Regions from separate parts of the Homo sapiens genome. Here all the other regions are linked to region 2. Evidence: chromatin loops called from intact Hi-C (ENCODE). Cell type or tissue: mammary epithelial cell. All regions are shown on one strand. Each heading gives the region's core, and the rest is flanking DNA. Links, peaks and the distances in the headings are about the cores only.

What was found. A loop is a pair of places that touch in the nucleus more often than their neighbours do. Peaks named below come from ENCODE experiments on the same cell type or tissue, not always from the same donor. Only the 100,000 strongest peaks of a DNase experiment are listed, where the experiment ranks them.
Region 1: a loop joins it to region 2, with 15 times the contacts of the local background. A loop is called at or near these places in 13 of 110 quality-filtered maps.
Region 3: a loop joins it to region 2, with 21 times the contacts of the local background. A loop is called at or near these places in 8 of 110 quality-filtered maps.

What each region holds. Positions count from the first base shown.
Region 1 is chr22:38,226,237-38,234,010 of GRCh38, reverse strand. It overlaps TMEM184B (transmembrane protein 184B), which reads left to right. Exons shown (of 9, transcript NM_012264.5): 4 at 2,677-2,767; 5 at 3,267-3,342; 6 at 7,141-7,232. It overlaps TMEM184B-AS1 (TMEM184B antisense RNA 1), which reads right to left and starts at 2,691. Exons shown (of 2, transcript NR_186700.1): 1 at 2,596-2,691; 2 at 1,763-1,963. It also overlaps the pseudogene RN7SL704P. RefSeq lists an enhancer at 4,297-5,027. In mammary epithelial cell, for the core only: a CTCF peak has its summit at 3,682; a DNase peak (open chromatin) is centred at 5,040; H3K27ac peaks cover 2,314 bases.
Region 2 is chr22:38,048,068-38,055,524 of GRCh38, reverse strand. No RefSeq gene overlaps it. Among named protein-coding and RNA genes, the nearest start is that of PICK1, 5.6 kb to the left of the region's middle. RefSeq lists enhancers at 2,944-2,993, 4,089-4,589, 4,590-5,090. In mammary epithelial cell, for the core only: a CTCF peak has its summit at 3,030 (motif pointing left); no DNase peak of the experiment used is centred there.
Region 3 is chr22:38,714,232-38,722,005 of GRCh38, reverse strand. It overlaps GTPBP1 (GTP binding protein 1), which reads right to left. Exons shown (of 12, transcript NM_004286.5): 3 at 5,919-6,099; 4 at 5,006-5,354; 5 at 141-264. Among named protein-coding and RNA genes, the nearest start is that of GTPBP1, 12 kb to the right of the region's middle. In mammary epithelial cell, for the core only: a CTCF peak has its summit at 3,398; a DNase peak (open chromatin) is centred at 3,365; H3K27ac peaks cover 359 bases.

The DNA.
Region 1 (7,774 bases), core at 1,446-6,445, 180 kb before region 2:
GATCACCTGAGGTCAGGAGTTCAAGACCACCCTGGCCAACATGGTAAAACCCTGTCTGTACTACAAATACAAAATTAGCTGGGTGTGGTGGTGTGCGCCTGTAATCCCAGTTACTCCAGAGGCTGAGACAGGAGAACCACTTGAACCCTAGAGGTGGAGGTTGCAGTGAGCCAAGATCGTGCCACTGCACTCCAGCCTAGGGGATAGAGCGAGACTCTGTCTCAAAAAAAGCAAAAACAAAAAACAAAAACAACAAAAAAAAATACAACCATCATGATATAGCTGGACCCGGCTTAGAATGGACACGGTCATTGTGCTTGGCCTTGTGAGGTTTTGAACAGAGGTTACTGGCAGGCTGACATCAGGTTTGGCTTAATGCCCACCCCTTTCCCTTTGCCCCATAGTTCTTGCTGGTGAAGAGTCATCTGGAGATTGGTGGAGACTTGTCTGTCCTGAGACATCCTGAGCTGCCTCCAGCACAGGCAGGCAGTACACACAGCCCTCAGCCCTGTCTAGGGGCTCCTGGCCCTGCAGGCAGCAGATAGACGGTAATGGTCGTGACAGCCAACACCCAGCGCAGTGAGCCCCGGACACACTTCTGAACACTTTCATGCTCACGCCTCACAGCCACCTGCCAAGTTGGTGCTCCTGTGATCCCCTTTGATAGATGAGGAAACTGAACCCAAAGAGGCTCACACACATCGCATACCTCTGCTGTATGTGTGTGAAGGGTGAAGGGACAGTCACAACAAGGCGTGGTCAGTGCTGGGGGACATATACATGGGGATGCCACCTGGAGATGGGAGCCCTTAATGGATTAGGGCAACCGTGAGTAGCATAAAATGCCGCAAATGTGTTCCTTTCCAAATCGCTGAAGGCCAGCTTTGCCTAAAAAACATCACCAGGGCTTTCCACGCTCCAGTTCAGTCAGTGAAACTGTTGTGGTGTGCCCCGTGTGTGCCATGAGTGGCACCTGTGTCCTGAGGAAGGCGAGAGGGGGAGACCAGTCATTGTGACACAGGGTGGGAAGTGTCTGCAAATCAGGTTCCGTGGGTAGGAGGGCACTCACCTCCACGATGGTCACCGGGGACTTGTCACACTGGGTGCCATCCCAGCTGGGGTTGATGGATCCTGAGAGTACAGCGGGAAGGGTGCTAGAACCTCTGGGATCTGGGAGTGCAGAAGCACCGAAGGATAAGAGAACCTGCTCTGGGGAGAAGTGCAGCATTAGTGCTGCTCGGGAGTGGCGGGAGCTTGGGCAGGGACCAGGTCACCCATTGAAAGATCAAGTGCCAAGCTGGGCGGCACCAGGGAGCCTAAAAGGACTCTGTACTGCAGGGGCTGGCGGGGTCAGATGAGAAGAAGCCCTCTGGCTGGAGGGCCACCGTGGCTCCCTCGACCTGTTCTGACCCTGTTCTGCCCCTCCCCTTGGCCTTGTGCCTTTACTGGATGCCCATCCTCATTCCCATGTCCTCACCCTGGCTCTTCCTCTTGCGTTCTTTCATTTTGGGTACCGTCTGCTGCACCCCTTCCCCCGCCTTCTCCACACTCTCCTCCATCCTGGCATGTCCATTTGCCTCTAGCACCCTGCAGGCAGCAGCCTTCATTTTGCTGACCCAGAAGGAACCACCTGACCAGGAGACCCGTTACAGCGTGTTGCTGTATTTATAGCATCAACATTTACAGCAGACTTGCTGTGCCATCACTCCCGGTGGCAAATTTTGGGTCTTTGTGGAGATGTTGAGCCGAGTCCCAATTTAGAATGAGCAGCCCAAGCTTCCCAAGGTTTTTACTGTGTTCTGTGTGCTGCCGTGTGCTTTGTTGTAGCTCATAGTGCTGTGCGTATTCCGGATACCGCTACAGGTTGTTGACTGGATGAAGGTTCTTCCCTCTCACTCCTGCTTGGAATTTCTCCCAAGATTTTCACAGAGACTGTTTTGTTGTTATCTTATAAAATTGTGACCTGTAACACACAAGTATGTAAGACAAATATTTATTTATAAATACATTAGAGATGAGGTCTCGCTATGTTGCCCAGGCTGGAGTGCAGTGGCTGTTCAGAGGTGCGATCCCACTCTGGAGTTTGACTTGCTCTGTTTCCAACCTGGGCTGGTTCACCCCTCCTTCGGCAACCTGGTGATCCCCCACTCCCAGGAGGTCACCGTACTGCTGCCAGACTTGGTGCAGACACCAGATCAGTGTAGCACACTACAGCCCAGAACTCCCAGACTCAAGACGTCCTCCTGCCGCAGCAGTAGCTGGGACCACAGGCGCATGCCACTGCGCCCGGAAAAACTAATAAAGGCAATACTGTTTCGCCCCAGGGTCGACACTGCCAGCCCTCCCAAACCTCCTGAGTACCCACCCTTACCTCAGCCTCCTCTGGCCTCCCCACATAACCCTGAACTCACGACAGTCCCTTCATAGTATTACGCCAGTGCAGGGGTGCATCCCGGGATAAGATAATTTAGGTGTGCCGGGTTTTGAACTTAGGAGTGGGAGGTCAGATGTCTGTGTTCTTGACGGGCTCCTTTTGCACAACCTTATGTCCCCCAGCCTCCTCCCTGTTGCCACACACAGCTGTGGCTCTTTCACCTCCATTGCTGTTTAGAATCCCAGCATCTGCGGACCCATTCTGCTGATTTGACTGGTTTCTCCTGGACACTCTCTTCGCAGCCTTGGTCATCTATAATTTCCTGAGCCTGTGCTATGAGTACCTAGGAGGAGAAAGTTCCATCATGTCGGAGATCAGAGGAAAACCCATTGAGTGAGTATGGAGTCTTCCCAGAGCCCTAAACCACCCCGTTTCCTGGGCCTGGTGTACCTCGAGCCGTCCTGGCACCAGCTGGACACAGACCATGTCTGCCCGTGACCTTGACCTGCTGTGCCTCACCACATTTCCTGAGCAACGCCATTCTTCTGGGCGTTTTAGGAGGGCCTCTGCGGCTCAGTCTTTCTCTCTCTGTCTCTTCCTGTCTCAGTCTTAGTGCTTTCCTGTCTGTTTCTGCCTCCTGCAGTTTTTACATTCAGAGCTCTCCAAGTTGGTTTGTCACCCCAGGGCCAGTGCAGCCCTGTGTCCCTCCGCCTATGGCATGTGCGGATGCCCTGCCATGCCTCTCCCTGTGCTTGGCCTCGGGTTCAAAGTCTGCCCAGAATGTGTGCCCCAGCTCGTCTGGATGGGTGGGAGGGCGGCCTTCCCCACCCCACTGTTCCCAAGTCCTGGCTCTTCACTCACTGCCACTGCCTGCTATGCTTGTCTCTTCCAGGTCCAGCTGTATGTATGGCACCTGCTGCCTCTGGGGAAAGACTTATTCCATCGGATTTCTGAGGTTCTGCAAACAGGTGTGTGCCCCCAGCAGCTGCCTAGCTCAGGAGGAGCAGGGCGGGGTCTGGGAGGCCCTGCCGTGGGCTGCCCTGGGCCCCACCTTAGAGGTCCCCTTTCCTATGAGGCACCCCAGGCCCCCAGCACCCACCCCCCGAAGCTGTTAGGCAGATACCACATTAGCAGGGTGTGCTTGGAGGGGCAGCGACCGACATCCTGGGAGTGTCTGTTGCACTGTGGGCAAGAGCTGATCCCAGACTCTTGCTCGTGTGACCAAGTCTCAGTGTGTGTGAAAATCAGAAGAAGTGCGTGGGGATTCTAGAACCTCCATTTGAAAACTTCTCATCAGCTGCAGCTAGGGGGCAGGAGGGTTTTGGCATTAAAGACACACGCCAGAACAGGCCTCTGCCGTCTCTTCGTCTCTCCCTGCATTTCCTGGTTGGCAATCCAGCCGCTCTAGCTTCCTGGGCTGACTTCCCTGTGGTCTAGAGTAGCCTTGGCAGTCCAGCCGCTCTAGCTTCCTGGGCTGGCCTCCCTGTGGTCTAGAGTAGCCTTGGCAATCCAGCCGCTCTAGCTTCCTGGGCTGACCTCCCTGTGGTCTAGAGTAGCCTTGGCAATCCAGCCGCTCTAGCTTCCTGGGCTGGCCTCCCTGTGGTCTAGAGTAGCCTTGGCAATCCAGCCGCTCTAGCTTCCTGGGCTGACCTCCCTGTGGTCTAGAGTAGCCTTGGCAATCCAGCCGCTCTAGCTTCCTGGGCTGGCCTCCCTGTGGTCTAGAGTAGCCTTGGCAATCCAGCCGCTCTAGCTTCCTGGGCTGACCTCCCTGTGGTCTAGAGTAGCCTTGGCAATCCAGCCGCTCTAGCTTCCTGGGCTGACCTCCCTGTGGTCTAGAGTAGCCTTGGCAATCCAGCCGCTCTAGCTTCCTGGGCTGACCTCCCTGTGGTCTAGAGTAGCCTTGGCAATCCAGCCGCTCTAGCTTCCTGGGCTGGCCTCCCTGTGGTCTAGAGTAGCCTTGGCAATCCAGCCACTCTAGCTTCCTGGGCTGACCTCCCTGTGGTCTAGAGTAGCCTTGGCAATCCAGCTGCTCTAGCTTCCTGGGCTGACCTCCCTGTGGTCTAGAGTAGCCTGGGTGGGGGCAGTGTGGTGGGGTCGCTCAGTGTGTGGGCCTGGGTGTCTGACCATCTGAGCCTGATTTCCAGCTTTTCCTCTGACTCTGTGACCTTGGATAATTGGCTTACCCTCTCTGAGCTTTAGTTTCCTCCACTGTAAAATGAGTGTAATGATACTCCTCTCTAGAGATGGTTGTGAGGATCAGATGAGGTCATGGATGTAGAGCTTTCAGCCCGGCGTGGTGGAGCCCACGGCCTCCTGTTCAGGGAGGCAGAGTCTGAGGGGATCACGCCCACTCTTCATGACCTTGCGTTAGTCTCCTCTGGGGCTCCGTAGGGGCTCTGTCATGTCAGCCCCTCCAGCTTCGCCAAGAGTAGTCACGAAAGTACATGAAACCCACAGCCAAGTCACGATGGCCCTGGAGGGCGGGGCCTGCTGCTCCCTTCTGTGCAGGGCCCAGGCCACAGGGCGGGCACACCCACAAAGCCTCCACCTGAACATGCCAAGTCTCCAGTTCTGCTTCCAGACCTTCCTTCCCTAGCATGTTCCTAAATTCAGAATCTCACCACTGGACCTGCAGGGAAAGAGTTAAAACTATCCTGGGTTCAGGGTGGGGCATTGAGAGCCATTGTTTACCAGTTGGTGCAGCCACCCAGGTTCCGGCCAGCTGTGACTCACTGCCTTGTTTGATGATTATATTGTCTACAAAATTTTGATTTCATGATTGTTAGCTAGTGTGGCCTTGTTAGAAATTATTCCCCAGCCCTGTGGGCTCAGATGTTCTGTTCTTGTTCCTGGCGGTGGCAGGGAGAGATATAAGAAGAAAGAGAACAAAAGAGGCCTCTTCCTTTCTTTACCAGGGCGAGAGAGCACACCCCACAGCTTTGTCCTAGAGGCACAGAGACAGGCCTTTGACTCCTCAGGGCCAGTGCTCAATATCCAGACCTTCTGGAGAGATTCCCTACTTAAAGTAGAGATTCCCAGATCAACCACCCACTACCCTAGCCCATAGGAGAAGTTCTGGAATGGAGCCCTGGAACCTGGCACATGTCTAAAGCTCCCTGGGGGTTCTGATGTCCAGCCCAGCCTGGGAACTGCTGACTGGTCCAGGGTATGGTCAGGTGATGATTCTGGGGCCTGCTGGCCTGGGCTCTGCTGCTGCTGCTGCTGCTGCTTCAGCTTCTCTCTGCCTCAGTTTCCTCACCTGTACCATGGGGATAATGACAGCACCCACGTCAGGGGGCTGTCATGAGTACCAGGTGAGCTGACCCAGGGAAACACCAGCCTGTTGCTAGGCTCATAACTGGAACTCATGCAAACTGCCGTTCTTCCCTTTTCCCCAGAAGGTGCCAGTCCCACTTCTCTAGGCGGGATGACAGGGCCAGGGACGTTCTGTGGGGCTTTCTGAGAGTGGGACTGCACGTCTGCCCCATCACGCGGGCCTCTCCGTATGGCAGCCCCATGGTGTGGGCTGCCTGGGGCTCCCCTGCAAGACCCACTCAGATCCCCAGTTGGGGCAGAAGCTGCAGGTTTCACGGATCACGGTTCCCACTCCAGGCTCCTCGTCCTCTTTGCAGCTACACTAGTTGAGCCTTTTGGATTGGATTTAACCTCCCCCAGCTCCTCAGAAGGGGTCTTAGGGCTTAGATTTATTTGCTTTCTAGATAATGGTGATACTAGTGATGTTATGGGCACCATGGGTCCGCCCGTAGGGAATCGGGAAAACCTGGCTGAGGAACTCTTTCCGTGGCTCAGCCAGCTAGCAGGCGCCGTTAGTGCATGTACAGAGGCGGGAGACTCCCGAGAAGATGCTGCGCTTCCTGGCTGTGCCATCCCCGCAGCAGTGGCCCTGTGGTGTGGGGAGTGACTACATCCTTTTCATCAGGGAGTCTGTGCTCAGAGGCCAAGTGTCTGCCCAAGCTGTCCCCAGAGTTCAAACTCAGATTTTGAGACTCTGGAGTCCACGTGCTCTGGGCTCCTGCAGGTCACCTCCATCCCCAGAGTGACCTCTGCTGACCAGAAACCCTGGACCCAGGCCCAGAGAGTAGGGCTAGGAACCAGATCGGGGGTGGACATGGAGGATGGGAGGAGGCCCTCACCTGCGCCGGCTTCCCGGTGGCTGGTTCCTTGAGCAGGGCCCTAGCCTTGCCCCGGGCACCAAGGTCTCCAGGACCTGGCCCTGCCCATCTCCTCAGCCACCTCTCTAGTGCGCAGCCCCTTGCACCTGTCCACCCTCTGCCTCGGGGCCTTGGTGCAAGCTGCCCCCTCTGCCTGTCGAGCCTCTCATCTCCGGCACCCACCTGATGGTCCTGGCTCGAGAAGCTTCCTTGTGTGCATCTCCTGTCTCCCGCCTCCATCGTGCCCTGCCACACCATTCCTCCCTTCCTCCCTCCCTTCCTCCACATGCTCATATCACATACGGCATTGCGCTGGCTGCATCTCCTATATGTTCTGCCCCCCGCCCCGCGCAGACAGCAGTCCCCTGGGAGCAGGACACGTAGCCACCCCCCATCTCCTCCATCTCCTCTATCCTTCCATCCCCTCCATCCCTTCGTCCCTCCATCCCCTCCGTCCCTCCATCCCTCCGTCCTCTCCGTCTCCTTCATCCTCTCTGTCCCTCCATCCGGTACAGTTCCGTCTGCCAGAGGCAGGGCTTGCTTCATGCCTTCTGTGCTCCTCCTCCACACTCAACCTCCTTTTCCCCCCAACAGGCCACCCTGCAGTTCTGTGTGGTGAAGCCACTCATGGCGGTCAGCACTGTGGTCCTCCAGGCCTTCGGCAAGTACCGGGATGGGGACTTTGAGTAAGCAGCGGGTGCTCCCCGGGGTGTGTGGGAGGAGTGTTGGCGCAGGCTGGTGCCTTGGCTCAGGGAAGGGGGCAGCCAGAGTGGCCGCACAGCCATGACCTTCCTGGGTGTCTGGTGCTCACAACCCCCCTGAAGTCTGAGCCCAGCAGTGGACACCCTTGCAGTTGGCCCCGCTGCCAGCCCCGGAGTGAGCCATTGGCAGCAGTCACGTTCATGTCCAGGCTGCAGAGTGGTACCATGAAGGGATGGGCCACAAAGGGACAGTGACCACTGCTGAGGCAGGGAGCGAGAGGGTCAGAGCCCCAAGAGGTCGGCTCAAGTCCACAGATACAAAGCCCGTGCTGTGTAAATTGTCCACACCCATTTCATTCTGGGCTTAGTGAAAGTGACCCCGTGGCTGGGCACAGTGGTTCACGCCTGTAATCCTAGCACTTTGGGAGGCCAACGCGGGTAGATCACCTGAGGTCAGGAGTTCAAGACCAGCCTGGCCAACATGGTGAAACCCCATCACTACTAAAAATACAAAAAATTAACCGGGC
Region 2 (7,457 bases), core at 1-5,000:
GCATGGTGGTATGCACCTGTAATCCCAGCTACTCAGGAGACTGAGGCAGGAGAATCGCTTGGACCCGGGTGGCGGAGATTGCAGTGAACCGAGATCGCGCCATTGCATGCCAGCCTGGGTGACAGAGCCAGACTCCATCTCAGAAACAAAAGATTAAAAGGAGAAACAGGTGTGAGTGCTTTGTAAACAATTTGCATGGCACAGCTGTCACTCTGACCTCAAAACCCCCTACCCACTCTGGCCCTTCTTCTCAGGTTGGGGAAGATGCCCCTGTTTTCTGCCTTGTTCATCCCTTGCCTGCAGGCTCCGCTCTAATTCACCTCTTCCCGGCAGCCTTAGCAGACAATCTCAGCTCATATATCTTGCTCCCTTTTCTGAGCTGAGCTCCTGAGCAGTTGCTATTTGAATCATTTGTTCAGCAATTTGCTGTGTATTTGCCTTGTGAAATCTCTTCATGGTTTTCCTGAGCCAATTCTGCAGTGATTAATTTATTACATGCTTGTATTTTGTCTGGCAAGGTTTTTATCCCCTTTAAATTTGGGGCTTACAGCTCATAGCTACGCCTGGCTAATTTTTGCAATTTTTTTCTTTTCTTTTCTTTTCTTTCTTTCTTTTTTTTTTTCTTTGAGATGGAGTCTCCCTCTTGTCGCCCAGGCTGGAGTTAAGTGGTGCGATCTCAGCTCACTGCAACTTCTGCCTCCCGGGTTCAGGCGATTCTCCTGCCCCAGCCTCCTGAGTAGCTGGGATTACAGGCGCCCACCACCATGCCCGGCTAATTTTTTGTATTTTTAGTAGAGACGGGGTTTCACCATGTTGATCAAGCTGGTCTCGAACTCCTGACCTCAGATGATCCACCCACCTCAGCCTCCCAAAGTGCTAGGATTACAGTTGTGAGCCACTGCACCTGGCCTTTTTCTCAACTTACTTTCTAATCTCTGGCACCCCCATCTTCCATAGTATACTTAGAATCCATCAACAGGTGTCATTGTGACAGACAAGAAAAAGGAAATCAGATTGCTTTGTAATACTGTTGGTGTGAAAATGTCACAACCTGCTTAGCTTTTTTAGCAGAGGGGGTCACTGGAATCAGCCCACACAGCAGAGGAACATGTCCCAGTCAATTGAGGGGGTCTGGTTGGGACCAGGAATCTATTTGAGGGAAAAGAAAGTTCAAGTACCTTATTCTATCACCCAAGTAAGCACTTCTTGTTTTTCCAGCTGGACAGGAAGCCCCTGGTTCGGGGCCAGGTGCTCTGTTTTGCCCTTCTCTGAATTGGCCACGATGTCCAGCGCAATACCTGGCTGCAAATCTGGTGCTTGCAGAAATCGCTGCGGCTTTAGTATGAGATGAAACTTTCTCTGGATCCAGGAGGAGAGGACTTGCATGAGCAGAGGGGGTCAAGAGGGTTGGGTGTCTCAGGGAAGAGATGAGGAGGGCCTCAACAGGGACAGTGGCAGTGGCCTGAGTTTCCTCCACAGGGCTGGAATCACCAGGCCGTGTCTAGGTCCTGAATTTTGGTTTTGGAAAAACAGCATCCTTCAAACCCAACAGCTGTAACAGAGATTGGAGCTCCCCTAGCCCAGGGTGGCTCCAGCTCAAATCCCAGCTCCACTCTTTTAGCTGGAGGACCTTGGACATGTCACCCTTTGTCTCTGAGCCTTGGTGTCTGTGGAGTGAGGATGATGATCCTCCCAAGACAGTGGTTAAAAAGAGGAAGACAGGCTGGGCGCAGTGGCTCTCGCCTGTAATCCCAGCACTTTGGGAGGCCGAGGCAGGTGGATAACCTGAGGTCAGGAGTTCAAGACCAACCTGGCCAACATGGCGAAACCCCGTCTCTACTAAAAATACAAAAAATTAGCCGGGCGTGGTGGCACACGCCTATAGTCCAAGCTACTTGGGAGGCTGAGGCATGAAAATTGCTTGAATGCGGGAGGCAGAGGTTGGAGTGAGCCGAGATTGCACCACTGCACTCCAGCCTGGGCAACAGAGTGAGACTCCGTCTCAAAAAAATAGATAAATAAATAAATTAATTAATTAAAAGGGGAAGACAAAAAAGGAGAACCAGGTGTGAAAGTGTTTTGCGAGTGATTCACAGAGCACAGATGTCAGAGGTTTTTATCGTCCTTCTGTTTATAGCTATTTTGCTGAACCCCTGCAGAGGTCGGGGCCGATGGTGCATTTCATGAACCCTAAGATGCTCAGGCCTCTGCATCAGACTTGGCTGGGAAGTGTCTTAAATGCAGATCCCTGGGCTCCAGCTTAGACCTGTTGGATTGGAATCTCTGGGGAAGGGGAGATCTTGGGGGCTGCATTTTCGCAACGCTCTGTGGGTGATGCCAATGCCTGCTGCGGTTTGAGGACCACTGTGCCAGAGGTGAGAACATGCAGTGTCTGTGCACACTGAGGTGGGCCTGTGCGAGGCACCAGCAATCCGTGTCCCCAGGGCCTCACCATCCCAGATAATCCAGGGTGTTGCGTGGGCCCGGAGGAGGGGCTCCTGCCCAACCAAAGGCCAGCGAAGGCTTCCTGGAGGAGGTGCTGGTGGTGCCCAGGCTGAGGCAGGCAAAGGGAAAGAGGGAAAGGTGCAAAGGCTTCCCGTGGCGGGTGGTGGAGGGGACAAGGCACAGTCCCAGGCCCCTGGGAATCGCAGTCTGGCGAGGGAGACAGTTGGGGGCAGCGACTGGCAAGGGCCTCAGAGGGGAGGGCTGGGTAGAGCCCCTTCCTCAGGATGGGTAGGATTCTAGGGGTTGAAATCAGGGTGAGGACACCCACCTACTCCCAGGAGGCTGAGCTAGGGCGGCGGCTCACACCCTCCCTCTTCAGCTCGCATCTCCTCCTCCCCTGAGGCTACTCCTGAGTCCGTCCAGGCGCCAAGGCAAGTGACCTCTGTCCTGGCCTGGCCCTGCCACTGAAAGTTGTGTGACCCTGGGTCTGGGTCCCCTCCAAGCTTCCATCCCTGTGGCTCCGTCTGAGATTCAATCCACAAGGGCTGGCTCTGCTGCCCACATTCCTGGGGAAGTGCTGCCACCCGGTGGCCATTAGGAAAGACAGCTCCTGGAGCACGCGGCCCGCCACAGAGCCCCCAGCTTTCCGCACCTGCCACTGTCGCCACCTGCTGACTCAGGGCTGCCGTGGAGCTCAGGGGTCTGTATACTTTGTGGACGGGTGAGCTGGTCTTGTGCATGCCCGCGTTGTGCCTGGCTGTCCGCTCTGCAGCCACCGCTGTCCCCCAGCCGAGGCCTGCAATCCTCCTTACTTAAAGGTCCAGAAGCCGGAGTGGGTTGCTGGAATTCAGCTCAGTTCGTCGTCAACATAGACATTTAGAGTGTGGGCTTTCAGGTCAAGCAGACGACAGTGACCCGGGCAGCTAAGGCTGGGTGCCTTCTGTGCACAGGCCCAGAACCGAGCAGCTTCCATTCCCTTCCTCACATGAGCCTCACAGCAGTGTGGTGATCCCACATGCTCACTCATTCACGCACTCATTCATTCAGTACATTTTTCTTGAGCACCTACTACGTCCAGGCCACACACCAGGGAACGAGACAAGCAAGGCCCTGCCTTGATAGAGCCCTCGTGAGTGGGAGGAGCAGGCAATCAACTGGTAAGCAAAGAGTTGACTGCTTCCAGCTGGTGGCAGACACCAGAGATTTTATAAAATGGAGGGGTGGGAAAGGTGATGGGTGCAGTGGCGCGATCTTGGCTCACTGCAACCTCCACCTCCTGAGTTCAAGTGATTCTCCTGCCTCAGCCTCCCAAGTAGCTGGGATTACAGGCAAGCGCCACCACAACTGGCTAATTTTTGTGTTTTTTGTAGAGATGGGGTTTCACCATGTTGGTCAGGCTGGTCTCGAACTCCTGACCTCAGATGATCCACCCACCTCGACCTCCCAAAGTGCTGGGATTACAGGCATGAGCCACTATGCCTGGCCCAGGGGGTTCTTTAGACGTGCCGCTCTGAGAGGGTCTCTCTGAGGAAGTGCTCAGGGACACCCAGGAGGAAGCAGCAGGGCGTTTCTGCGGCAGGTGTGCACTGTCACCCTCAAGCGGCCTGAGAAGAGGTGGTGCAGCCAGCAGGGGCCAGTCCTGCGTTCTTATCCCCCTCTTGTCACAGATGCCTGCAGAGTGGCTGGTGATGGGGCCTGCGCTTGCTTGCTAACCAGTCTCTAGTCTGTTTTCTACAGACAGCCAGGTCCCTGTGGGCAGAAACCTGGCCCATCCAGGTCACATCTCTGTCCCCAGCACCTAGCACACTGGCTAGCATGGGGTGACACTCAACACCTGTCTGTTAAATGAATGAATAACTGTGTCATCAAAAGTAGGAGGCCAGATACCAGGCAGTGGCCAGAGATAGCAGAGGCCTCAAGTGCTGGCATCAGAACCCCAGACTTGATCTGCCTGGCACTGAGGAGCCACAGAAGACTCTAGCCGGGAAGGGAAAGGGCAGTCAGACTTGTGTTTGCCTGGAGGCCCCTGGCTACCATAGACAGGCTGAGGGAGACAGGGGGGCCCATTGGTGGGGATGGGAACACCACCCCCTGAGTCTGAAGCAAGGTGGGGACAGGACCCAGGGGCCGAACCACTGGGAAGCTGGGTTGGGGCAGCAGAAGGGAGGCCTGGCGGGGTGGGCCAGCCCTGAGGACAGCGGGTCACGAGGGTCACCTTCCTCTTGGGACAGGAAAGTGTCTCCCACTAGGGTGGCAGCAGTGGAGGCGAGGGAGGGGGTTAGTGTGGCTCAGGGGCATCCGCATCCTTCTGGAAGCCTGTTCTTAGCTTTGATGGATCCCTGGCTCTCACCACCCTTGGGGTACAGGGCAGCTATCTCCTCTCTTCTCCACTGCCTCCTCCAGTCAGCTGCCTCCAGCCAAAGGTGGGAGGTGGGCTTCCGTGGGGCCCCAAGTCCCCCCAGCCACCCCCAAAGTGGTTCTATTCCTGGCTCGGCTGGGCGTGTAATGGGCTGACCTCTGCCCTCCCCTCCACCCCCACCCCCCATGTGCCCTGCCCCCGGGTTAGGTCAGTGATGAAAGCTGGTGGGAGCCCAGGGGGATGGGGAGGAGAGGGACAGAGCCTGATTGTTCCCCACCCTGGCAGCACAGTGGCTGGCTCATTGCGCTCGCCCTCTCTCTCTCCTCCCTCTCCCTTGGTCAGGGTTCTCAAACTCAAGTGGGAAGCTATTTCTCTTGTAGATGCTGCAACACCCCATCCCCACCCCTCCCTCAGAGGTTCTGAATCTTTGGGACCTTAGTGGGTTGGAGGCCCATGATTCAGACACAGGCGGGGAAGGCTGGTGGGACCACACTTTGGAAAGAGCCGGGGACCAGAGCCAGAAGACCTTGGGTGTCACTGGCCCCCTCTGAGCCTCAGTGACCTCAGTGTGGAATGGGGTCTTGGGACGCGAAGAGCAAGGCCAGCCTAGAGGAGAGGGATGAGGACAGACAGCAGGTGAAACTGATGTGAATGCGCCTGGTCCTTCCTTTCTCCTCGCCTGCCACGCCCCGACCTTCAGTATCCCTGTGTGCGTTGGTCTGTGCCGGGCTCTTTGTCCCATGGGTCTCGGTGGCCGCCTCTGCAGTGATAAATCCCAGACTGGCCTAAAGACCGTAGCTGTACGCCTGGCCTTGATAGTGGGTAGGGCAGGTGTCCCACCTCGTTCTGTAGGAGTGTCTCAGCTATTCTTACTGCTTTGCTCTTTCTCACTGATTTTTGGAATCAGCTTGATTAGCTCCATCAGAAAGCCTGTCAGGTTTTGATCAGGACTGAGTTGAACTGACATTAATTTGGGGAGAATGAACATGTTTATACTGAATCTCTCTATGCAACTTAATAGCTGTCTCTTTGCATTCACTTACATCTTTTATTTCTTATTAAGGGAATTTTTTAAAGTACAAAATTAGAGAGAAGAGGGTAATGACGCTTTTTGTACCTAACACCAAGTTGCCCAGTGATCCCTCACCGCCGCTCCATTTTCAGCCACAACCCTGCCCATGCTGCACCCCTTCCTCCATCTCAGCTTTCCTTATGGTGAAGCAAATATTGAGGATCTTCTTTAATGTCTTCCAATAACATTTTTTGTCTATGTTTTTATTTTCAAATAATTTTAGACTCACATGAAGTTGCAAAAATAGTACAGAAGGGTCCCAGGTACCCTTTTCCCAACTTCCCCCAAAGGTAACGTCTTATATAGCTAGAGTACTTGACCACAGAACTTTATTCAGAGTTCGCTAGTTCTGCATGCATTCGGGTAGGTGTGTGTGCACACGTGTGTATGCCTGTGTGTGCATGTGTATGTGTGTACAAGTGCCTCTGTGTGTGTGTGTGTGGTTCTATGCAATTTCATCATGAGTAGATTCAAGTAGCCACCATCACAATTAAGATACAGAACTGACCAGGCGTGGTGGCTCACCCCTGTAATCCCAGCACTTTAGGAGGCCAAGGCAGGCAGATCGCTTGAGGTCAGGAGTTTGAGACCAGCCTGGCCAACATGGTGACACTCTGTCCCTACTTAAAATACAAAAATTAGCTGGGCGGGGTGCAGTGGCTCCCGCCTGTAATCCTAGCACTTTGGAAGGCTGAGGAGGGCGGATTGCCTGAGCTCAGGAGTTCGAGACCAGCCAGGACAACATGATGAAACCCCATCTCTATTAAAATACAAAAAATTAGCTGGACGTGGTGGCGCATGCCTGTAATCCCAGCTACTTGGGAGGCTGAGACAGGAAAATTGCTTGGACCTGGGAGGCGGAGGTTGCAGTGAGCCAAGATCGCACCATTGCACTCCAGCCTGGGCAACAGAGCAAGACCCTGTCTTAAAAAAAAAATTAGTTGGGCATGGTGGCACGCACCTGCAATCCCAGCTACTCAGGAGGCTGAGGCACGAGAATCACTTGGACCTGGGATCATGCCACTGCACTCCAGCCTGGGCGATAGAGTGAGACTACATCTCAAAAAAAAAAAAAGAAAGAAAGAAACTGCCAAGCCATTTTTCAGTGTGCCTGTACCTCAATAGCATTTTAGGTTTATCACCATAAATATTTCGTTAGATGTAATTTTTGTTATTATTGTAAATGGAAGATTTTTTAAAATTATATGTTGTCAGCTGTGATGTTTATAAATGCAATTACTTTTTTCTTGAGATACAATTTACATACCATAAAAATTCATCATTTTAAAGTGTACGATTCAGTGGTTTTTTGTATATTCTCAAGGTTATATACAACCATCACTGCTATCTAATTCCAGAACATTTTCATCATACCAAAAGAAAACTTAACCCATTCATAGTCACTCCCCAAGCCCTCCTCTCCCCAGCTCCCCGAAGCTACTAATATACTCTCTGTCACTATAGATTTGTCTATTCTGGGCATTTCATATAAATGGAATCACTTCATATGTGACCTTTTACCTCTGGCTTCTTTTGCTGAGGATCATGTTTTCAAGGGTTATCGGTGTTTTAGCTCTAATT
Region 3 (7,774 bases), core at 1,446-6,445, 670 kb before region 2:
AAACATATTGTAAAATAAAAAAATAAAAATAAAAAAGAAAAGAAGTTTCTGGGCTAAAGCCGTGGTAGCAGACCACCTGAAGGCACAGCAGGTGACAGCCCCAATCAGAGGGGCTGCTGCTAGCTGGAGGCTTCACTTACCTTGCAGGATGTTGGCAGGACACATGTCAATCTTGGTGACTACCACAAAGACAGGTACATTGAGTGCCAGTGCCAAGCCCAGGTGTTCTTTGGTCATCCCCACGATGCCAGCATTGCTGCCCACCTGCCCCAACACAGAAAGGAAGTGTCAGGACGAGAGAGAAAGAGATTGCTGCTGGGTGGACACAGGGGCTCAAAAGCAGATGTGGATGAAAGCTGGGCTGGGCAAAAATCACGTTAACCCCTGACTCGATGATGTGGGGCGTCAAAATCGGAGGAGACTTGCAAACAATAAAAAAGATAAACCCAGTCAGGGAAACAACTGTCCTGAGCCATCAAAATGAATCCAAGTCAGGAGCAGTGGCTCATGCCTGTAACCCCAGCACTTTGGGAGGCCAAGGAAGGCAGATCACTTGAGGCCAGGAGTTTGAGACCAGGCAGGACAACCTGGTAAGACCTCCGTCTCTACAAAAAAATACAAAAATTAAGGCTGGGCACGGTGGCTCACTCCTGTAACCCCAGCACTTTGCGAGGTCAAGGCAGGCGGATCACCTGAGGTCGGGAGTTCGCGACCAGCCTGAACAACATGGAGAAACCCTGTCTCTACTAAAATACAAAATTAGCCAGGCGTGGTGGCACATGCCTGTAATCCCAGCTACTCAGGAGGCTGAGGCAGGAAAATCGCTTGAATCTGGGAGGTGGAGGTTGTGGTGAGCCGAGATCGTGCCATTGCACTCCAGCCTGGGCAACAAGAGCGAAACTCTGTTTCCCCCACCCTACAAAAAAAAGAAAAATTGACTGGGTGTGGCAGGATACGCTGTAGTCTCAGCTACTTGGGAGGCTGAGGTGGGAGGATCACTTGAGCCTGGGAGGTTGTGGCTGCAGTGAGCCATGATCGAGCTACTGCACTCTAGCCTGGGTGACAGAGCGAGACTGTGTCTCATAAACAACAACAACAAAAAGTGGATTCAACTTAACATCACTGGCCCTCAGTTTCCCCATCTGTAAAATGGGGAGATAACAATATCCACTTCAGAGGGTCACTTGATGTTTAAATGTCACAACACACATGAAGTGTCCAGCACACAACTAGCAGGAACTAGGTGTTTAAGCAATTGCACCTGTTATTACTATTACTATCCTTCCAGTAACAATAAATGTTTCCAAATATCACCGTAAGGACTGGTTACATAAATCAGGGCACGTGTATGAAATGTGCTGTACAAAAGAAGAAATTTTTATCTACTGATATGGACTAATCTCCAAAATATGCTTTTAAGGGGAAAAAAAAAGTAAGTTGCATATAGAATGCTATCATAAAAAGAGGTGAGTGTTCAGCTATGCATGGTGGCTCATGCCCATAATCCCAGCACTTTGGGAGGCCAAGGTGGGTGAATCACCTGAGGTCAGGAATTCGAGACCAGCTTGGCCAACATGGTGAAAACCCCTTCTCTACTAAAAATACAAAAAAAAAAAAAATTAGCTGCATGTGGTGGCAGTTGCCTGTAATCCCAGCTACTCAGGAGGCTGAGGCAGGAGAATCGCTTGAACCAAGGAGGCGGAGGTTGCAGTGAGCCAAGATTGCGCCATTGCACTCCAGCCTGGGCAAGAGTGAGACTCCATCTCAAAGAAAATAAAGGCCAGGCGCGGTGGCTCACACCTGTAATCCCAGCACTTTGGGAGGCCGAGGCGGGCAGATCATGAGGTCAGGAGCTCGAGACCATCCTGGCTAACATGGTGAAACCCTGTCTCTACTAAAAATACAAAAAATTAGCTGGGCATCGTGGCGGGCGCCTGTAGTCCCAGCTACTTGGGAGGCTGAGGCAGAAGAATGGCATGAACCCGGGAGGCAGAGCTTGCAGTGAGCTGAGATCGCGCCACTGCACTCCAGCCTGGGCGACAGAGCGAGACTCCGTCTCAAAAAAAAAAAAAAAAAGAAAGAAAGAAAATAAAAGGCAGTGGGGGATAACTGGTGACTGATTCATGGCTTAAAAAAAGCAGCTGAAAGATATTTGGGAAACATCTGAAATAATATAAATACAGACTAAATATTTGAGGATATTAGGTAACTATTCTTCATTTTCTTGATTGTAAAAACAGTAGGAGACAGGCCTCACTTTTAGGAGCTGTATGCTGAAGTGTTTAGCAGTGAAAAGTCACAATGTCTACATTGTGACTTTGTCTGGGATGAAGACATGTCCACTATTTTTAAGTGATTCAGCCACAAAAAAAAAAAACCAAACTAAACATATATACTTGGCTGGGCACGGTGGCTCACACCTGTAATCCCAGCACCTTGGGAGGCACCAAGGTGGGATGATTACTTCAAGCCAAGAGTTTTGAGACCAGCCTTGGCAACATAGCAAGATCTCGTCTCTAAAAAAATTAGTATTAGCCAGGCATGGTTGTGCACGCCTGTGGTCCTAGGTACTTGGGAGGCTGAGATGGGAGGATCCCTTGAGCCCAGGAGTTTGAGGTTATAGTGAACTACAGTCGCACCACCGCACTCTAGCCTGGGTAACAGAGTGAGGCTTTGTCTCTTTAAAAAATATTAAATCAGGCTGGGTACGGTGGCTCACGCCTATAATCTCAGCACTTTGGGAGGCCAAGGTGGGCAGATTGCTGGAGGTCAGGAGTTCCAGACCAGCCTAGCCAACATAGTGAAACCTCGTCTCTACTAAAAATACTAAAAATTAGCTGGGTGTGGTGGCACGTGCCTGTAATCCCAGCTACTCGGGAAGCTGAGACAGGAGAATCATTTGAACCCAAGAGGCGGAGGCTGAAGTGAACTGAGATTGCACAACTGCACTCCAGTCTGGGCGAAAGAGCAAGACTCCATCTCAAAAAAAAAATTAAAATAAATAAAAAACATATATACACATATGTACCCACCATATAGACACATAAATATGGCAAAATGTTAATGATTGCTAAATCTAAGTGGTGGATTTATGGTATTGGTTATACTATTCTTTCACCTTTTCTGAATGTTTAAAATTGGAGGGAGAGAACATATACACATTTGCTGATCTGAGTACAAAATATCTCTGGCAGGTACACAGGAAACTGGAAACACTGGTTGCCTCTGGGAGGAAACTTTTCACAATTTTGTACCATACTAAACCAGAAGAAAATTTGAAAGAAAAGCTGCCATGATGTGTTTACACAGTGCCCTATCCATTCCAGTGTGTCACGGAGACGCCCACTGAGTTTCCATGGCTCCTAGATGAGTCACCCCAGCTGGCACTTCCCTCTCCCTCCACCAGGACACTTCCACAGTCTTCCCGACGTCTTCCTGTGCCCTTCGGCCACCTTTCCAACCCAATGCAGACTTGCTTTTGCTCTTCCCAACCTGGAGAAGAGAGTGCTCTACGGCTGTTTTCTATATATTTTAAATATTTTTTCCTAGAAGTCAAATGCCATGGGACTATAATGAAATATTTCATTGTTTTCTACAGAAAGGTTAACATTTGGATCACAACCAAAAAGTCAGATAATATATATGTAACATTTTGTCCAGGGTGAAGATATTTCCATTAATTGGTCTTACTCACTGTAGCTCAGCTGGAAAAATGCTTATTCTCAACCAGTTTCTATACCCTTCTTAATATCAACCCAACAACTCCCCTAAATACGCCCTCTGGATCTTCCACTAAGATCCCTTCCTGGCAAGCAGCTTTCCTCAGCCCAGTCAAGAAGCTGGTCATGGCCCTTTGCAACATTGAAGGAAATGGGAAATGAAGGCATGCTGAGGTCCCAAAAGCCTCAGGCAGAGAGCCTACGAGTGTTCACACGGCTCTGCCTCTCTTTACTGCTCTCCAGTTTAGGGAGAATTTGCTTGAGAACCTGTGTTTGTGCAGCAACTTGATCAAGTTTGCTATGAACAGATGCTTATGTTTACTACATTTATTAATACAGGCAGCTGAAGGAATCGAGAAATGGGGAAGGGTTTTGGGAAGGCCTTGCCGAGGGAACACTCGAGGCATGTGTGTCTCTGACTCTGTCCCTTCCCGCCCTCCCTCTTCCTTACTCCTGCTGTGAAAGCTGTGGAGATGTGCACAAGGTTACAGGCCTTGCCGCTCCCCTCAGCACTCCCACTGTCTGTCCAGGGAGGAAGATCAGTGGGTCACAAAGGCAAGCTTAGCAATGAGATCCAACACAGAGCCCTCTGCTCCCTTTCTTTCTCAGTTAATCTATTAGATGAGCTGCTTAAACACTTTTTGGTTGTTTTTAATGTTCCGAGCAGGAATAGCTGCTTAAAAATTTAATCACGCTCGACCCTAAGCTTTTTGGGAGCCTCTGGACAGCCCTGTTCATTGCTGTATCATCAGACCTCACATAGTACCAGACACACAGGAGCCTCTCAACAAGGGCTGTGCACTGGCCGATCCTCCTCCCAGGCTCCAGGAGGCCACCTCTCAGGGCCTCTCGACTGTGGCCTGTGCCTCCTATGGCTGTCTTCTCCGTTTCTTCCCCAGGCCTGCCCCTCTGAAGGTACTACCTACCTGGTGTCACCTCCTCAAAGTAGCCCAATCCTCTGCAGAAAACATTTCTGAAGGTAACAAGTAAGGCCCAGGAGAAACCCTCCTCTATGCCTCTGCAAAAAATAAGACAGGTCTTCAAGGGTACCTGGTTTTTACCAAGAGGATACCTTCCCTAGTCTAATGTAAGGGAGAGATCAAGGTTCAAGCCTTGAGAAGACCATTACTCAGAGGACTGGGCACCCCTGCAAAACTCGCCAGCCTCACCCGATGTCAAAGCCCCAAACCAACAGGCCTCAGTCTCAGAACAGTTTCAGACTTGCACATAACCAGACCCAAGCAGCCCTGCTGACGCCTCCCCTCCTTGGGGCGCCTCCCACTCACCATGAGCATGCAGAAGTCAGGCAGATGGCCTGTCATGCCGAAGACAGTGGTTTTCAGGTACTTCTCATGACCAGCCAAGTCGATGAAGGTAATGACTTTCGTGGACTTCTCACAGATCTTGGTCCACTCCAGGCTGCCGCCGTGGCTGTCAGGCTTGTTCACTACATTGCCTTCACTGTCAAAGCCCAGAATGTCGTTGCCCACACTGCTGGTGCGACCAGATTCAATTTCATGTTTGTGGCGGAAGAGTTTCTGGCGGGCAAAGCCTCGGCCATTGTCCAGCTCCCCATGTGTCAGGACCCCCAGAAGCGTGCTTTTGCCAGCATCCACGTTGCCCACCACTGCTACCCTGCGTGTAGATGAACCCATACATCTATGTGAGAGTTAGTGAATGAGTGAGGTGGAGCGACCATCATAACCCCAGTAATTGGATCCGCAAGTCCAGGCTTGCCCCGATCCCCTCCGGCTCACAGCTCCTCCTTGAGCCGGAGGAGCACAGTGGGAAGGTTCCTAGAGCTGCTGCTGTAGAGTCATCAGAAGGGCCCAGACTCCCACAGCGGCTATCTCCCTTAACTCCCACTAGCTTCTGGGTGCTGCCAGGAAGAGCCGCAAGGCTACCAGAGGCACAAAAGGCTCTTCTCCATGACCCTGGTTTCCAGGCTCACAGGCTGAAGGGAAAAGAAACACACCCACAGAGAATGGCCACAGAATGCACGGCTGGCCTCTCTCGTGCTCTTCCCAAAGTGACAGGGAAGTGCAGAATTAGAGCAAGGAGCCCACGTCTCCAGACACCTGGACACTCTTTCCCCGCCTCAGGAGGGGAAAGGATGGAGCTGACACGCCAAGTGCCACAGGCTCAGTCACCAACCTCTGTGAAGAATGGGGACCCCAAAATGTCCCGCGGCCTCCTCACCTGACCTCCAGGAAGTCATTGTCTCCTACTCGTTTCCGGACCAGGTAATCACGCACGCGGCCCCCAGCTTCTTGCCGTTCCCGCAGAAGGATGACATCGGCCTCTATCTGTTCCGCCATGCTCTTCACTGTGGCGTAGGAGGCCTCCATGTCAGCTTCACTCAGCCCATACTCAGTCCCATCTGGTGACAAGAGCCCAGACATCAGCAGGAGAGGGAGTCCTGACCAACCAGCCTGCCAACCAGCCAGCCAGGAACCCCACCTAACAAAGGCCACCACCCCCCGACCCCAGCACTGCAGAGGAACAGGGGTCCTCTCTACCTGAGAGAAAACCTGGGCACACACCAAGTTAAAACATGACAGTGCCACAGACCTCTCCATCAAGCAGAGCATTCGCTACTTCATTCAACAACAGCCACCGAGGCTCTCCCAGGTTTTATGCCAAGCCTCATGCTGGGTACTAGGACTACAGGTGCCCCTAGTGAGCTCACAGCCCAGTGGGGGAGGCAGACAGGAAATTAATTAATTGCAATACAGCTCAAGTGCTGCACTCTAGGACTGTGTGAAGAGAACATAAAGCACTGCCTGGGGAAGCCGAGGACAGTTCTGCAAAGGGCTGATGCCAAGCTAGGTCAACAAGTGCTGGGCCTGCAGAAGGAGGAAGGACATCCTAGCCAGAGGAACAAAGCGTGGCGTGGCAGATCATGGCAAGTTCAGGGACCAGGAAGCAGCTCAGTGTGTTGAGGAGCAGCATGGGTGACATGGAGTGTCGGGAGACTACATGAGAGGTGGAAGCAGCACAACAGACGGACAGCAGCGACACACCTTCTGCACCAGGCATTGAGACACCCGTAGGCTGAGGCAGGGGAGTAACATGATCAGATGGCTGTGGGTTAGAAAGATCTCCTGAGTAGCAGTGCCAAGTGTGCACCAGCAAGTGAGAGACCAGTAAGGGGGGAGTCCAGTTAGGAAGTAATTCTAATAATGCAGGCAAGAGATAATGACGACAGAAAGATGGAGGAAAATGGGGGAGGAACTCAGAAACATTTTAGAGATAAGATTTTTAACTGAGGTGGCTCAGGTGACATGTCCAGCAAGCAGCTGGAGAAATGAGTTTGAGCTCAGGACAAGGAAGGGAATCAGACAGAAGGCAGGACCAACCGACCAAACAGTTACTGAGCTCCTACTATATGACAACCCGTCAGCTGCTTTCCATGAGGTGCTGGATTTAATTTCCACAATCACTCCCTCAGCCTTTCCCAGCTGTCCTGTCTCTGAGAGCACCCCTGCTCCTTCCCTGGCTGGCTAACCCCTTCAGCATGTGTGACTCTCTTCCCCCGCACCAAATATTCTCCTTGTCTCTTCTTCTCTTCCTCCCACTCCAAACAAGCTCCTAAACTAAGGAAAGGAAAACCACCCCCCTTCCCTTGCCCCTGCTTATCTGCAAAGCTACCATCTCCTGTTTTTCCTTTCACCATCAAACATCTCGAGAGTCATCAACGCGTGTTGACTGTACTATCCCACCATCTACTCAATGGGAATCTGCCCACTACAGAAGAAACCGCAGTTGTCACATGCCACCAGTGGCCTTTTTTTTTTTTTTTTTTTTTGAGATGGAGTCTCACTCTGTCACCCAGGCTGGAGTGCAGTGGCACAATCCTTGCTCACAGCAACCTCTGCCTCCCAGGTTCAAGCGATTCTCCTGCCTCAGCCTCCCAGGTAGCTGGGATTACAGGCGCCCGCCATCATGCCTGGCTAAGTTTTGTATTTTCAGTAGAGACGGGGTTTCACCATGCTGGCCAGGCTGGTCTCGAACTCCTGACCTCAAGTGATCTGCCCGCCTTGGCCTCCCACCAA